Linked DNA regions of Homo sapiens: regions 2 and 3 are each linked to region 1. The links are chromatin contacts, found by Hi-C or POLR2A ChIA-PET in ENCODE. All regions are on one chromosome and are shown on one strand. Each heading gives the region's core, a stretch centred on a gene start or an enhancer-like site at or near the end of the contact. The rest is flanking DNA. Distances are from core to core; before and after follow the strand shown. Region 1 overlaps SORBS1 (sorbin and SH3 domain containing 1). Region 2 overlaps SORBS1 (sorbin and SH3 domain containing 1). Region 3 overlaps SORBS1 (sorbin and SH3 domain containing 1).

The links. A loop is a pair of places that touch in the nucleus more often than their neighbours do. ChIA-PET counts read pairs that join two places held with the same protein, here RNA polymerase II (POLR2A). Pooled maps may share reads with other maps.
Region 2: a pooled map shows a loop between it and region 1 (2.1-fold over the local background). The contact joins two enhancer-like sites. A Hi-C loop is called at or near these places in 3 of 168 maps with a recorded cell type or tissue (ascending aorta, dorsolateral prefrontal cortex and sigmoid colon) and 8 of 50 pooled maps. POLR2A ChIA-PET finds 5 or more read pairs at or near these places in 3 of 52 experiments (Panc1, activated CD4-positive, alpha-beta T cell and naive thymus-derived CD4-positive, alpha-beta T cell).
Region 3: a pooled map shows a loop between it and region 1 (2.2-fold over the local background). The contact joins two enhancer-like sites. A Hi-C loop is called at or near these places in 2 of 168 maps with a recorded cell type or tissue (ascending aorta and dorsolateral prefrontal cortex), 1 of 37 single-sample maps with no recorded cell type and 9 of 50 pooled maps. POLR2A ChIA-PET finds 5 or more read pairs at or near these places in 4 of 52 experiments (H1, WTC11, activated CD4-positive, alpha-beta T cell and 1 more).

The regions. Positions count from the first base shown.
Region 1 is chr10:95,427,819-95,432,262 of GRCh38, reverse strand. All of the region lies in intron 6 of SORBS1 (sorbin and SH3 domain containing 1), which reads left to right. Among named protein-coding and RNA genes, the nearest start is that of SORBS1, 130 kb to the left of the region's middle. RefSeq lists enhancers at 1,292-1,792, 1,904-1,993. Within about 2 kb of position 2,447, at least 9 of the 41 ENCODE cell types and tissues checked have a DNase peak (open chromatin) inside an H3K27ac peak, as active enhancers do; they include ascending aorta and dorsolateral prefrontal cortex, where a contact is called at or near this core.
Region 2 is chr10:95,526,809-95,531,252 of GRCh38, reverse strand. The region is part of intron 1 of SORBS1 (sorbin and SH3 domain containing 1); the gene reads left to right. Among named protein-coding and RNA genes, the nearest start is that of SORBS1, 32 kb to the left of the region's middle. Within about 2 kb of position 2,197, at least 3 of the 41 ENCODE cell types and tissues checked have a DNase peak (open chromatin) inside an H3K27ac peak, as active enhancers do; they include ascending aorta, where a contact is called at or near this core.
Region 3 is chr10:95,498,866-95,503,309 of GRCh38, reverse strand. The region is part of intron 1 of SORBS1 (sorbin and SH3 domain containing 1); the gene reads left to right. Among named protein-coding and RNA genes, the nearest start is that of SORBS1, 60 kb to the left of the region's middle. Within about 2 kb of position 2,415, at least 6 of the 41 ENCODE cell types and tissues checked have a DNase peak (open chromatin) inside an H3K27ac peak, as active enhancers do; they include ascending aorta and dorsolateral prefrontal cortex, where a contact is called at or near this core.

The DNA of each region.
Region 1 (4,444 bases), core at 1,198-3,697:
AGCCTCAAACTGACAGTCACATGCTGCAGATGAAGGCACAGCAATAACCACACTTTATGTTAGCTTTGACTGAGCAGGTCATCCTGTGACCACAGCCAGTGCTCTGCAGACTGCTCTCATGCAGACTGAAATAGCTTAGGGCATGGGGGGTAAGTAAGCGGTGCGATGGGCTAGAGGTTGGGCTTCTCAGAGCTCATCCCTGCTTCCTAGAGGTTCACTGTGACCTGTCCAGGCTGGGCTGGAGGTGCAGCCAGGGGAGACTGAGAAGTGTGGATGACTCAATGATCTTGCTCCTGGAAAAGCAGAGGTGGGGAGGGCTCAGGCCTGGGATTGGCCACTAGCCAGCTGCGGGAGCAGGATCAGGAAAGTAGCTCAAAGGCCCAGTGTAAACTAGGAGCAAAGGGAGATCAAAGAAGCCACATGAAGCCCATCTCCCCACCTTAACCCATCACTTGGGAAACCTGAGGTATTGAGGTTTAGAACTGGGACTTCAGAACCGGGTAGATCTCTGTGCACACCCTGTCCCCACCACCTGTCAGCTGTGCAACTTTGGTCGAGTTATTCACTGTCTCTCAACCCTGATGAACTGTAGAATGGGGTTGATAATTGCATCTGCCTCAGGATTATTGTGAGGAAGAAGTGTATGAAGTGCTGTGTATCATGCCTGGTGGCATGGAATAGACTGTTAGATGTTAGCTGCTATTTGATTATGATTAGATTATTTTGGCCTCTCCAGGGACGACTTTGCACAGCCCAAGTATTCTGGTAGTTGGCAAATGCTGACTTTGAGATCAGGCACAGTTAGTTTAGGGTGAGACAGCACCTCTCCACTCTGTAGGGCAGTGACTTTCACACTTTAGCTGCATCAGAATCACTTGGAGTAAAAAGGTAGGTTGCTGGGCCCCAGCCTGGAGTTTTAGAATGTAGGGTTCCCACTTGCAGGTCTGAGGTAGGGTCTGAAGGTTCACATTTCTGACAGGTTCATGCTGATGCTGCTAGTGCAAGGACTGCATCTGAGAGCTGCTGCTGTAGGGGATGGGAGCTTGCTTTCTTGAAGGAAAGGGAGGGAGAAATGGAATGGAGGGGAGGACCATTCCCTTGGGACCAGAGAGGCTAGGCAGTAGGGTATGCAGACCCCTCTGGTGCAGCGGGAGTGGTGTGTTGTGATAAGACAGATATGATATGTAGGATGGAAATGGCCAGACCTAGCATCCTGGAAACTGATTTTCTTCCTTCCCAGCTACCCATAACAGGTGCCAGGGCACATGCTGGTGGATGAGGCCAGGCTAGGGTTTGAGCACAAACCCCTTTCTGGTGATGTTGGTCCCCGTGAGGGCTTCTTTGTCCTTAGGCTGAGGGCAGGCCCGAGCAGCCCACAGCCCTAAAAGTCAACAGAGTAGCTTCTTGGTCCTGCATCCCTGAGCCCAGCCCTGACTCCTGACCCGCTGGAAAGGTGGGGGTGAGGAGAGAAGGCAAAGTTATTTTATTCTAAGGCTAACCTCATCCAGCCTCTCCAAGCCTAACTGGGACGACCCACTTCCAAGCTAGAGAGCATTTGGAGAAGAGAGAATCCTAAGGGATGATGCAAAGAGAAAGGCTTTAATGTGCAGTCCCCTGGCCCAGTCAAATAACCTTACAAACCAACTGTCCCGTCCTCTGGCAGCAAATGGAGGTGGTGGAGAGGGAGCTTGGAGCTCCCTCTAGTGGTTACAGTGTGGCATTGACGTAGAACACAATGCCCACCAGGTGTACGCCTGTGCTACCAGTACCGTGTGTGGATTTGTTTTTTTTTCTGTTTCGTTTTCTTTTTTTGAGACAGGGTTTACTCTGTTGCCCAGCTTGGAGTACAGTGATGTAATCATGGTTTGCTGCAGCCTCGGCCTCCCGGGCTCAATCTGTCCTCCCACCTCAGCCTCCCAAGTAGCTGAGGTGCACGTCACCACACTTGGCTAATTTTTGTATTTTTTGTAGAGACAAAGTTTCTCCATGTTGCCCAGGTTGATGTTGAACTTGTAGGCTCAAGTGATCCACCTGCCTCGGCCTGGCAAAGTGCTGGGATTACAGGTGTAAGCCACCATGCCCGGCCCCGTGTGTGGATTTGAGGCACTTTTGGAAACACTCTCTTGTCCCAGAATACTTTTGTGTCTTACAAATTTCTACCAGCTAATTTGGTGAAAAGAAATTTCACCACATCTTTTTCACCAAACCATCAGCAGATTGTTTTAAAATGCAAATACTGTACTCGGAAGAATTAAGGGATAGTTATCAGTCATTCACACCTTACAGTAAGTTCATCTTTGTAAATTGAGATCATCGAATCCAAATAAGCATACATTCATTCAGCATTATCTATGTGCCAGGTGCTGCATGAGTCACTTGGAATTGTGATGAGAAAGGAGGAAAAGAGAGCAATTCTAGGTGCATTAGGTGAGGGCAAAAGGCAGTATGTTGCAACAGGAGTCAGGTGTGGACTTGTAGTCAGCCATCTTCCTTTCGGGCTGTGGGTAAGTCCTAGTGACTTTGAGCCCATATCAAGTATGAGGAACTTGGGCCAGATGCTTTCCAAGCCTTTCTAGCTCCAGAATGCTCTGCGACCTTAGGAAGTTTGGAAATTAGCCTAACAAATGGAATCCCTTTGATTGGTGATAAATTTAAGATGGTACAGGAGGGCAGTTTGGATGAAAAGGAACAAGCTGGGTTTGAGTAGAGGAAACAAAGAAAAAATCCACGTGCTCATTAAGTATACAACGCAGACTAGAATAAGTTAACACTGGGGAGTGGGCTTAAAAGAGGATGTCAGTAAGCCGGGCGCAGTGGCTCACACCTGTAATCCCAGCGCTTTGGGAGGCCGAGGTGGGCAGATCAGTTGGGGCCAGAAGTTCGAGACCAGCCTGGCCAACATGGTGAAACCCCGTCTCTACTAAAAATACAAAAATCAGCCAAGCATGGTGTTGCACGCCTGTAATCCCAGCTACTCGGGAGGCTGAGGCAGGAGAATTGCTTGAACCCGGGAGGTGAAAGTTGCAGTGAGTGAGATCATGCCACTGCATTCCAGCATGGAAGACAGAGCAAGATTCCATCTCAAAAAGAAAAAAAAAATGAGGATGTGAGTATAGGTAATTCAGAAATGGTAATCTTGTCCCCTTACCATGCTACCTATTGGCTAACATCCTGCTGGCTCTTGACTCTGACAGTGTCCATGTCACCCTCCGGACTGACAACTTGCTGGCCCATACCAGTCTATTGTCCTATCCTGGGGCCTAGGAGCCCCTGGGCCTTCCCTGGCTTCATAAAAACAGTTTTCAGCAGTATTTGCAGACAGCCAAGCCCAGTCTGGACTGGGAGCCCAAGTGTGAGGTAGTGGATGGCTCTTGCCAAGGATTGCTTCCTACTCCCAATGCCTTTGCAGATAGCTAATGTCAGATGGCGTCTGGCTCCCTCCCTTCTCACCAGGGACAGCATTTGTCCCCCAGCTGCTCTGCCTGCTTCCTCTCTGACTTGCTCCCTGTTTGCCACCTTCTTCAATGCCTATAGGTGTCCAGGTTGTTGATTATTTGCCTGGACTGGAAGGTCCAGTCCCTACCTGGTCCCCTGATACCCACATTTCAGCAGTGCCCCCTATTTCTAGTCCTTGTCCCAACCCCCTCACCTGGGAGAGATGATATAGTTCTGGTTTCACACAGTTCTCTACTGAGGCTGAGCACTGCCACTTACTGTCTTTGCGGTATGGACAAATTACTCCACCTTACAGGGCTTCAGTTGCCTTATTTGTAAATTGGAGATGACCATAACAGAGTTGTTGAGATTAAATGAGCTCTTTCTTCTTCTTCTTTTTTTTTTTTTTTTTTTTTGAGATGGAGTCTCACTCTGTCACCCAGGCTGGAGTACAGTGGTATGATCTCGGCTCGCTGCAACCTCTGCCTCCTGAGTTCAAGCAATTCTCTTGCCTCAGCCTCCCAAGTAGCTGGGACTATAGGTGTCTGCCACCACATTCGGCTAATTTTTTTTGTATTTTTAGTAGAGACCAGGTTTCACTGTGTTGGCCAGGCTGGTCTTGAACTCCTGACCTCATGATCCACCCGCCTTGGCCTCCCAAAGTGCTGGGATTACAGGCATGAGCCACCACACCCAGCTAAATGAGCTCTTTCATGTCAAGCATTTGGCACAGGCCCAAAGCAAGTGCTTTTTAAGAGTAACCATTCTAGTTCCTGCAGGTCAAGAGGCTTGTTAAAGATTTGAAAGAATTTCAGTTTGAAGCCATGAGGGCCTCACCCCTAGCATGGTGGCAATGGGAGTGAAGAGCAGAGGCTGAGGTCAAAGTGTCTTTTGGAGAATGAAATGACCAGGGCTCCTTGTGGTGTATTTAAGGACCACAGAGAGGTAAGACTCCATGTGGCCCAGGAGATGCCTTCCCTGGTTGGCTAGGAGAGTAATTGTGGCACTC
Region 2 (4,444 bases), core at 948-3,447, 99 kb before region 1:
CCCAGTTCTGCTGCTTTTGAGCTGTGTGACCTCCGGCAAGTCGCTTAGCCTTTTAGGGCAGTTTCTGCACATGTGAAATGGGGCTCTGGCTCGCAGTTTGGTGGGCAGAGGGAGCCTGGCCAGCTGCACAAGGCCTTGCAAAGGTGAAGGAGTAGCAGGTGTAAACCACAGAGTTGGCACCTCTGAGTTGGAAGTTTAGTGCTGCTCTACCTGGCTGCGAGCTGGTAGTTGCCTAGAGTGCGGGGATGTGGCAGAGCATGGCAGAGCAGGCTGAGGGCAAAAGTCTGGCTTTGACTTCTCAAAGAGAAACCGTCTTTGCCTGAAAAGCCCCTCTCTAGCTGTGGATGTTTGGAGAACCTCCCTTGGTGCTTTGCCTGGCCTGTGCACCAGGGAGTATTGTATGGGGACCGATGTCCTCCACAGATGCCCCAGGGCAGGTAACATGTACAGGGTGGGCAGAGATAAGTGCTCGGTTCTCAGTACAGACCTGTGGGAAGGTCTGAGACTCGGGAAGCTCTGGCTAAGCTGGGAGGAGGGAGTTGAAGGAATGTGTTGAGGGTGGACCACAGGTGTGTTGGGGTATTCACAGGGGAGGACCTTTCCAAGTGCTGCCAATACAACTCTCTGATCATGGTGGCTCTGGAGAGAAGGTGACTTGACTTTTCAGATTTGAGCAGAGGAAATACTAAAGTATTTCTTTACCCCAGCAGAGCACATCTACAACTTTGTAGGGTTTTGAGTCTGTAGTGAGATATTTTAGATTAGTTTCTCCCTTTCATTCTTCCTGCCTCCCTCCGTTTATTGAACACCTTCTAAACATTTGTTGAGCAACTTCTGCATGGCAAGCTGAGCTAGGGGCTGAGGTTTCAAAGACAAAATCATTGCTCTCAAGGAGTTGTCTCATAGGTAAACAAGATGATTACAAAGCTGTGTGATAAGTACTAACAGGTAAGTACAGGGTCCTCTGGGAGAGGTAGGAAGGAACACCTGGTTGTGTCTGGTGGGAGGAGGTGACACCTGAGCTGGAGCTGGGATGAAGGGAAATGCAGCAGGTGAACCAGCGTCTTGGAAGGCATTCTATGCAGAGGGTGGTAACAGCGTTCATTCTTGGAATAAAAGAGTTCATGAAGACTTTCTATGTGACAGTGGTGATGCAGAGATGGATGGGACCCAGTCCCTGCCCTGCAGGTGTTCACAGTCAGGTGAATAGGAAGTGGCAGTGCAGGTGACAGTGTTTGGGGTGTAGACAGAGTTCTGTGGCAAGAAACACAGGGGCCCTGCTGAATCCAGTTATTGCTATTCGCTTATCAGTCTTCCTTCCAGGGGACCTCTTTTGCAGGTTCTTTCATTGGGAAGAGGCTCTGTTTAAGGACCTAGCTTGCTGTCTGCTGCCCTAGGGGCTGACCATGCTCTTCAGCAATTTGGGTTATAATGTGAGGCATCTATTCTTATTTCTAGCTTTCTTCCTTGTGGAGCCATTATTGGACTTAGGAAGTTGGACTTGGGCAAGTCACTGCACTACTTTGGGCTTCATTTTTCTTACTTACAAAAATAGCCCATTGGACCAGGTCAGCGTTTCCTCAAGAGTTGTCTAGGGACCACCTACCTTTGAAAGGCATGGGGTGCTTACTGAAATATGGAGTCCTTATGGGGCAGTGCCTTTTTTGCGTTCATACAGTTAACCTTTTTAGGGGCTGGGCCTGGGGTTCTGCATTTATCAAGCACTCCAGGTGATTCTTAAACATCTTAGAGTTTTGGGACCTCTGGGCTACAAGATTTCAACCTGCAATCTTTTCCTCCCTAATCTCCTCAGCTGTATGTCTACAGGAACTGGACAATAAAATGTTAGCTTTTTGAATGTTTTATCGTTGCAGTGATGCCCTCGGCAAACTGCTTGGTAGTTTAAGTGTCCAGAATCTTGACAGTGTATGCTTATGAACTGTTTCTGCAGGCTGTTTTTGATATTCCTTAAGGAAGAAAAGCCTTGTTAACAGGCACCTGAATGTGGCTGTCAGAATCTGTTTAAGAGCTGAATCATGACAGCAAACACTCATCTCAGCCTTTCATCTCTGGCTTTGGAGTATATGACTGGCTTCCCTTTTCTGAGTCATTCTCTCTTGGCCTCCTACATTCTGAAGAGGTCATTTGCATTGTCTAACATGGGAGCCAAAGGTTTCAACTTCTCTGACAAATGGAATCTCCGCTTTGGTTCCAAACTGACCGTCTTTGTAGGGTCCTCCAGGGAGTTCTCAGTGTTTTAATAGCTGCTGTGTGGGTTCTCATTTGTTGGTACTGTGGAAACAGTTTTTTTTTTTTTTTTTTTTTTTTTTTTTTGAGACTGAGTCTTGCTCTGTCGTCCAGGCTGGAGTGCAGTGGTGCGATCTTGGCTCACTGCAACCTCCACCTCCCGGGTTCAAGCGATTCTCCTGCCTCAGCCTCCTGAATAGCTGGGATTACAGGCATGTGCCACCATGCCCAGCTAATTTTTGTATTTTTAGTAGAAATGGGGTTTCACCATGTTGTCCAGGCTGGTCTGGAACTCCTGACCTCAGGTGATCCACTCACCTCGGCCTCCCAAAGTGCTGGGATTAGAGGCGTGAGCCACTGCGCCCAGCCAGAAACAGTTTTTAATATACAAAGTAAGTAAATAAAGAGTCTTAGGCTTTATATGGCTGCCTGGGAGTCTTCCCCAGTTTCTTATCCTTTCCCCTTGGAAATCTAGTGCCTCTAAGACTTCACAGTGTTGGTGATGTTGAGAAGCTGTTGCCTAAGAACCATTCTCAGGATGACCCCTTTATATCATTCAGGTGTGAGTGAAATGGATTTTGGACAAGGGCTGGGCCAGGCACAGCACTGTGTTCTGACCCGTTACGAAGAGGTAAACCTTGACAACTGGTATCCTAGACCTTAAAAATTAAAAATTTTCATCTGGGTCTTGGTTCACTCCTCATTCTATTATTCTGTGTTTTGGTTTTCCTTGATGAAATCAATCTGTAAACACAGCTCTGCACTAGTAAATTTTAATGAAGCCCTCGACATTACCCAGGTGGGGGAAATTCAGAGCTATCTTTAAACAATGTGGTAGTTGCAGGTACACACCCAAGAAGGCAGAGAAGGGCATGAGCCTTCTCTGTATTCTCCAAGGGTCTTGCATAGTGTTCTGCCCACAGTGGGTGCCCAGAAAGTGGCTGTTAGAAGAATGGACTTTTAAAAAATAATAGACTGATAATTAAACTGGCAAAGGTATGGAATTCAAAGGGTGGCTCAGTGTGGTTTTGGATTTGCCCTTGGTTCTTCCTCAAGTTTAATTTTCATGGAGATATCAATTAGATGCAGGATTAGTTGCAATGCAGAATGGCAGAGAGGGGAAAAGGCAGACGTCGTATGCATTTTAAGTTCTTGGGTACATCTGTTAGTTGTTTATTATTTGCCAGTCACTTTGTTAGACAATCCCAAGAGGTTGACAAACCACTTCCTTTTGTGTCCAGGGAAATTGAGGCTGAGAAGTGCAACAATTGGTGTAAACTTATGTAGTGAAGCTATTGGCAGGCTTGCTGACCAGTAGTCAAGAAGGATTCATAGAGTGCCGCCTCTCTACTGGATCACACAGGAGTTAAATTTAGCTTTGTGAAAAATATTAGAGGTGATGGAGATCAACTATACATTGTCTTGGGGTGTATAGTTGCTTTGTGACATTTCTGTTACATGGCTATTTGGCCTCTGCTTGCATCTTTCCAAGGACAGGGAGCTCACTACTTATTGAGTCAGTTCATTTTATTTTTTGAATTATTTTAATTGTTAAAATTCTTAATTAATTAATCATTTTTGAGACAGAGTCTCACCCCGTTGCTCAGGCTGGGGTGCAGTGGCGTGATCTCGGCTCACTGCAACCTCCGCTTCCTGGGTTCAAGTGATTCTCCTGCCTCAGCCTCCCGAGTAGCTGGTATTACAGGCACCTGCCACCATGCCTGGCTAATTTTTGTATTTTTTTAGTAAGGACGAGGTTTCCCCATGTTAGCCAGGCTGGTCTCGAACTCCTGAGCTCAAATGATCTGCCCACCTTGGCATCCCAGAGTGCTGGGATTACAGGCATGAGCCCCTGTGTCCGGCTAATTGTTAAAATTCTTTCATATGAGCTGAAATCATCCTGTAATACAGTTTTCTCATTTAGAACCCATGTCACACTAGTTTTTACACCCCATGATTCATTTCGTCATTCAAACGTATGTATTGAGCACCGACTGTTTTAGGTTCAGGAGGAATACGAGTAAACAAGATAGATAAGGTTTTTGCCCTCTTGGAATTTAGAGCCTGGTGTTAGTACAGTGGAAAGAAGATTGAACTATATGTCAGAAAACCTAAGTATAAGCCAAAGAATTTTACAGAAAGAAAGAAAAGAAGAAGTGAAGATTATATAACACTTATAAACTTGGCTAAGACACTT
Region 3 (4,444 bases), core at 1,166-3,665, 71 kb before region 1:
TCTTTTCTGAAGCTGGGCCCAGCTGATCTGAGTGGTGACATTTAGCACTACTAGGCATTAGCTTCCAGCATCCACCACCTCTTGCCACATGCCACTGTGAGTGTTCATGGACTTTCTCCTCTTCTCTCTGCAAAAGAGAATTCTATTGTCTATTACTCAACTTTCCTAGTAACACTACCTTCTAAGGAGAAGTTTCTCTTGGTTAGTTTAGTGCCTGGGCCTTTTTCATATGGAGTCAGGGCAATGAGTAGAGGCTGAATTAGAGAACTAGGAAGTAGGGATGGTCAGAGTGTTTGTGTGTGTGTGTGTGTTTGTGTGTGTATGTGTATGTGTGTAAGCACCTACTGGCATCTGAAAGGGCCAATACTTGTAGGTGAGAAGAGAGAATGGAGGCCAAAGGAGAGGAGGAGGGAGAGGCAAGAAGTGTTTATCAGCACAGGAGATGAAAAGTAAAAGGAAGTTTCCAGAGGAGCTGTCTGTGTTTAGGATATCAAGTGGTAGAGAAGGAGAAAGGATTTTGAAGATACTTTCCTGTGCATTGGGATTTTGAAGATACTTTCCTGTGCATTAATAATTTAATTCCCTCCTTTTGGTGCTCCACAAGAGATCCCCTAACATTTTAAGTTAATTTTTATTATGTTTGAGTTGGATTGCTTGCTTGTATGGCCACCAAGTGGACACTGGGCTACATGGAGACCCAGTAATGTTCAGGCGACACTGGTCTGTTCTATCTGGGGCATAGAACAGAGGATGGTGAGGCAGTAGAATGTGAGAAGCACACTCTGGAAGGTGAGTGATGGGGGAAATGCTCTGTGGCAGGGGGCCTGGGGCTGATCTGCTGGAGTCAGCATGTGCTTGGTGTTACTTCATTCTGCACAAATCCCAGATCATTTTCCTGTGTTAAAAATAAAGAAATATGTCAGAGTTCTCAGATTCAGTGCTTATTTACTTCATACCCTATCTTCAAAAATAATTTGAGGCAGTTTGAATTTAGTGGGGAAATGTGGCAATTCATTCAGACTGTATTTTTTCCATAAATAGAAAGGAAATTTGCGTTGAGAAGGAAGAAGAGGTTGAGTTTCTAGGCCACATTTTACTGACAGAAATATTATTGGGGAAGGATATTTTAATTTTTGTTCTCCAAGAAATTGCTCTTTTGTACTGCTTTGAGGTGGAGGTGGTTTAGCACAGAGAGGATTTTTAAACCAAGGGAAGGAGCAGTGACTGTTTGGCTTAGATAAAGAGAGTGCTTTCTTCTGTCTGTGCCTCCTGGAGTCGAATCGATCTGTGTGAGCTGCCTGTCCAACATTCACGTTCAGTGAGATGACTTCTTTGAGTGGCTAAAGGCCCCAGAACAAACAGCCTGCTGGGACTTGCAGGTCTGTGCATGGAGCTTCTTCCTGTCGGCTCCTAGAAGGGCAGAGCAATGCTTCTGCGGAAGAGTAACATCCAGAAGACTGACACTCAGAATGTTCAGGCAAGAGTACCAGTCAAAGGCAGAAAAAAAGACCCGCCTGGTACTGCTGGTAAGTAAATAAGCATCGCAGTCTTATTTACTTATTATTTGTTTATTTTTTTAGAGACAGGGTCATGCAATACTGCCCAGGCTGGAGTGCAGTGGCTGTTCACAGGTGCGATCATAGCACATTGCAGCCTTGAACTCTTGGCCTCAAGCCATTCTCCTGCCTCAGCCTCCCGAGGAGCTGGGACTACAGACCCACACCACCATGCCTGGCTTCAGCAAGGTCTTTTTAGCCCAGTGGCCAAGCTGTTGGTTACCTTGAAATTGTCCATATTTTTTGACTACCTTAAGGGGCCTTGTGTGAGGGCAGAAAATATCAGCTGCCTTCTGATGTTTGAAGCAGTGCCCAGGGCAGATGGTGATTCCCTGCCTAGGTTTGAAAGATCTCAGGAAAGCAGCCATTTGCTGGGAAAAGGCCTGTGACCAGTTCCTGGTGTCTCAACAGGTGGGTCACACCTGCCTTGTTGAGGCTGGTCTTTCTGACTGGCTGGGGAGGTCCCCAGGGAGTCTTGCCGATATTGGTCACAATTTCTCAGCTGTGTCAGTGTTTCTCAAAGTGACTTCTAGACCCCAGGCATCAGGATGTTCTGAGATGCTTGTGGGAAATGTGTATACCTGGACCCATACCAGGTGGACAGAGTCTGAATCTCTGGGAGATTTGGGCTTCCCAGGTGATTCCTTTTACCCTGTAGATGGAGAACCACTGTCCTACTTGCTGCCACTGTGCAGAACTGGACGTTGTGGTTAGTAAATTTGAAGCCAGATGATCTAGACTCAAATTTTGTGTCCTTAAGGAAGGCGGGGAAGGAAGAAGGGCCGGCAGTGTGCAGGTGTTGAGTACCAGCTGGGAGAAGATGCGTGGTTAGTGCTTCCAGCTCTCTTCTTTTATGTGCGCTCAGCAGCAGCCCAGGGTGTGGATGTTATGCCTGTGTACAGGGGAGGAAACTGAACATCAGAGATTGAGAACTCGTTTAACATCATAGAGTTGGCAGGTGGAAACCAGCATGGCCAGCCTTCTTGCGTTTTTAGTTATGACTGTAATCCCCACTCTAGAATGATGAGTGTCTCCTTGAGTCTGGCTGTGCAGTAGAAATATGATATGAGCTACAAAGGTAATTTAAGACTTTCTAGTAGCCACGTTAAAAAAGTAGAAACAGACAAAATTAATTTTAACAACACTTTTTTTCTAACCCAGTATATCCAAAATATTATCATTTCCATATGTAATTGCATAAAAAAACTCTCAGATATTTTACATTCTTTTTTAAAATTCTGAGTCTTCAAAATCCAATGTGTACATGACTCTTACAGCACATCTCAAGTCACACTAACCATATTTCAAGGGCTCAGTTGCCACCTGTGGCTAGTGGCTGGAGACGTATGTCCTACCCTGCTGTCCAGGTAGCCAGGGGTCAGAGTTTTCTAGATCACTGATTTCCAGGCACCCCAGGATGGATTCATGCTGGGCAGACTGCATGGGTGTCACCTGAGGAGAGGATATTAAAATTCCTCCATCAGGCTGGAGCCCCAGGTGATCTTTTTGTGTAACCTGGTTGGAAATGGCTATGCTAAAAACATTCACTGGCAATTTACTTGGGTTGTCTGTGACTATGCCCGCCCCCTTTTCAGGGACAGTTGCATTCCAAGCACGTTCTCCGGGAGTGGGTGGGGTGGTGGGGTGGTAAGAAAGGTGGGGGAACGCACACCCTAAGGGTCTTTTCCCTGCCTTACTAAATAGAACTATAGTTTCAGTGGAGAAAAGAAATCCCGCTTATTTTTCTGGTTGTGATCTTGCATAAGGGGTGGAACCTTTCCTTTTGATGGCTGAGAGCGGGATCCTGTGTTCTCAGGAAAGGTGAGATGAAAGAACCAACATACTTAGGGGAGAATGAGATGTTGTGTACTTAAGCTGTGTTCTTTTCCAGTGGTTTGATTTTAAAGTTTATTTGCTGACATAGTAAGAAATTTGGTCCAAAAGAGAGTCTGGGAGTCTAAACCTCAAATGCTTCAGAGGTCAGGCAGGTAGCACGAGATGAAGGGTAAGAGATTGAAGACCAAACTGTTAGGAATGTTCTCCGCACTCACAAAAATGTTGTGGTCTTCCTTTTTTCTGGAAACATAAGACTCTTGACCTTTCATTTTCCTGTTTTTGATAGATAAATATTTATCTTTTGTAAGAGAAAAACCAGTGCATGCAACTGGGATCAATGGCAGCCAACACTCAGCTTTGGCGTTAGGGAGATGAATCGGAGAGCCTTGGCCATTTACAGGGCAGCAGCTACTACCCGGCTCCATCCAGTTGTTATCCTTGAGGCCCTGTGTTGCCAGATCCTGTTATTTTTAAAGAGAAGCCACATTTTGAAATTATAAAATGTTTGGCTTTATAAATGTTATTGTAATTTAAAAATCATTACAAGGCCGGGCATGGTGGCTCGTGCCTGTAATCCCAGCACTTTGGGGGCTGAAGCTGGCAGATCGCTTGAGGTCAGAAGTTCGAGACCAGCCTAGCCAACATGGTGAAAATGTATCTCTACTAAAAATACAAAAATTGGCTGGGCGTGGTGGTGGACGCCTGTAATCCCAGCTAGGGGAGGCCGAGGCAGGAGAATCACTTGAACCCAGGAGGTGGAGGTTGCAGTGAGCCAAGATTATGGCACTGTGCTCTAGCCTGGGCGACAGAGCCAGACTCCGTCTAAAAAAAAAAAAAAAAAAAAAAAAAAAAAACATTATAGACTCACAGGAAGTGGCAACAAATGGTACAGAGGGATCCTGTGTGCCCTTCACCCCACTTCCCCAGTGTTAATATTTTATGTAGGTATAGTATGACATCAAAACCAGGAAATTGACAATGCTACAGTCTTATTCAGATATCATTTGTGTTATATGTACTCATTTGTGTGTGTGCACATGTGTATGTAGTCC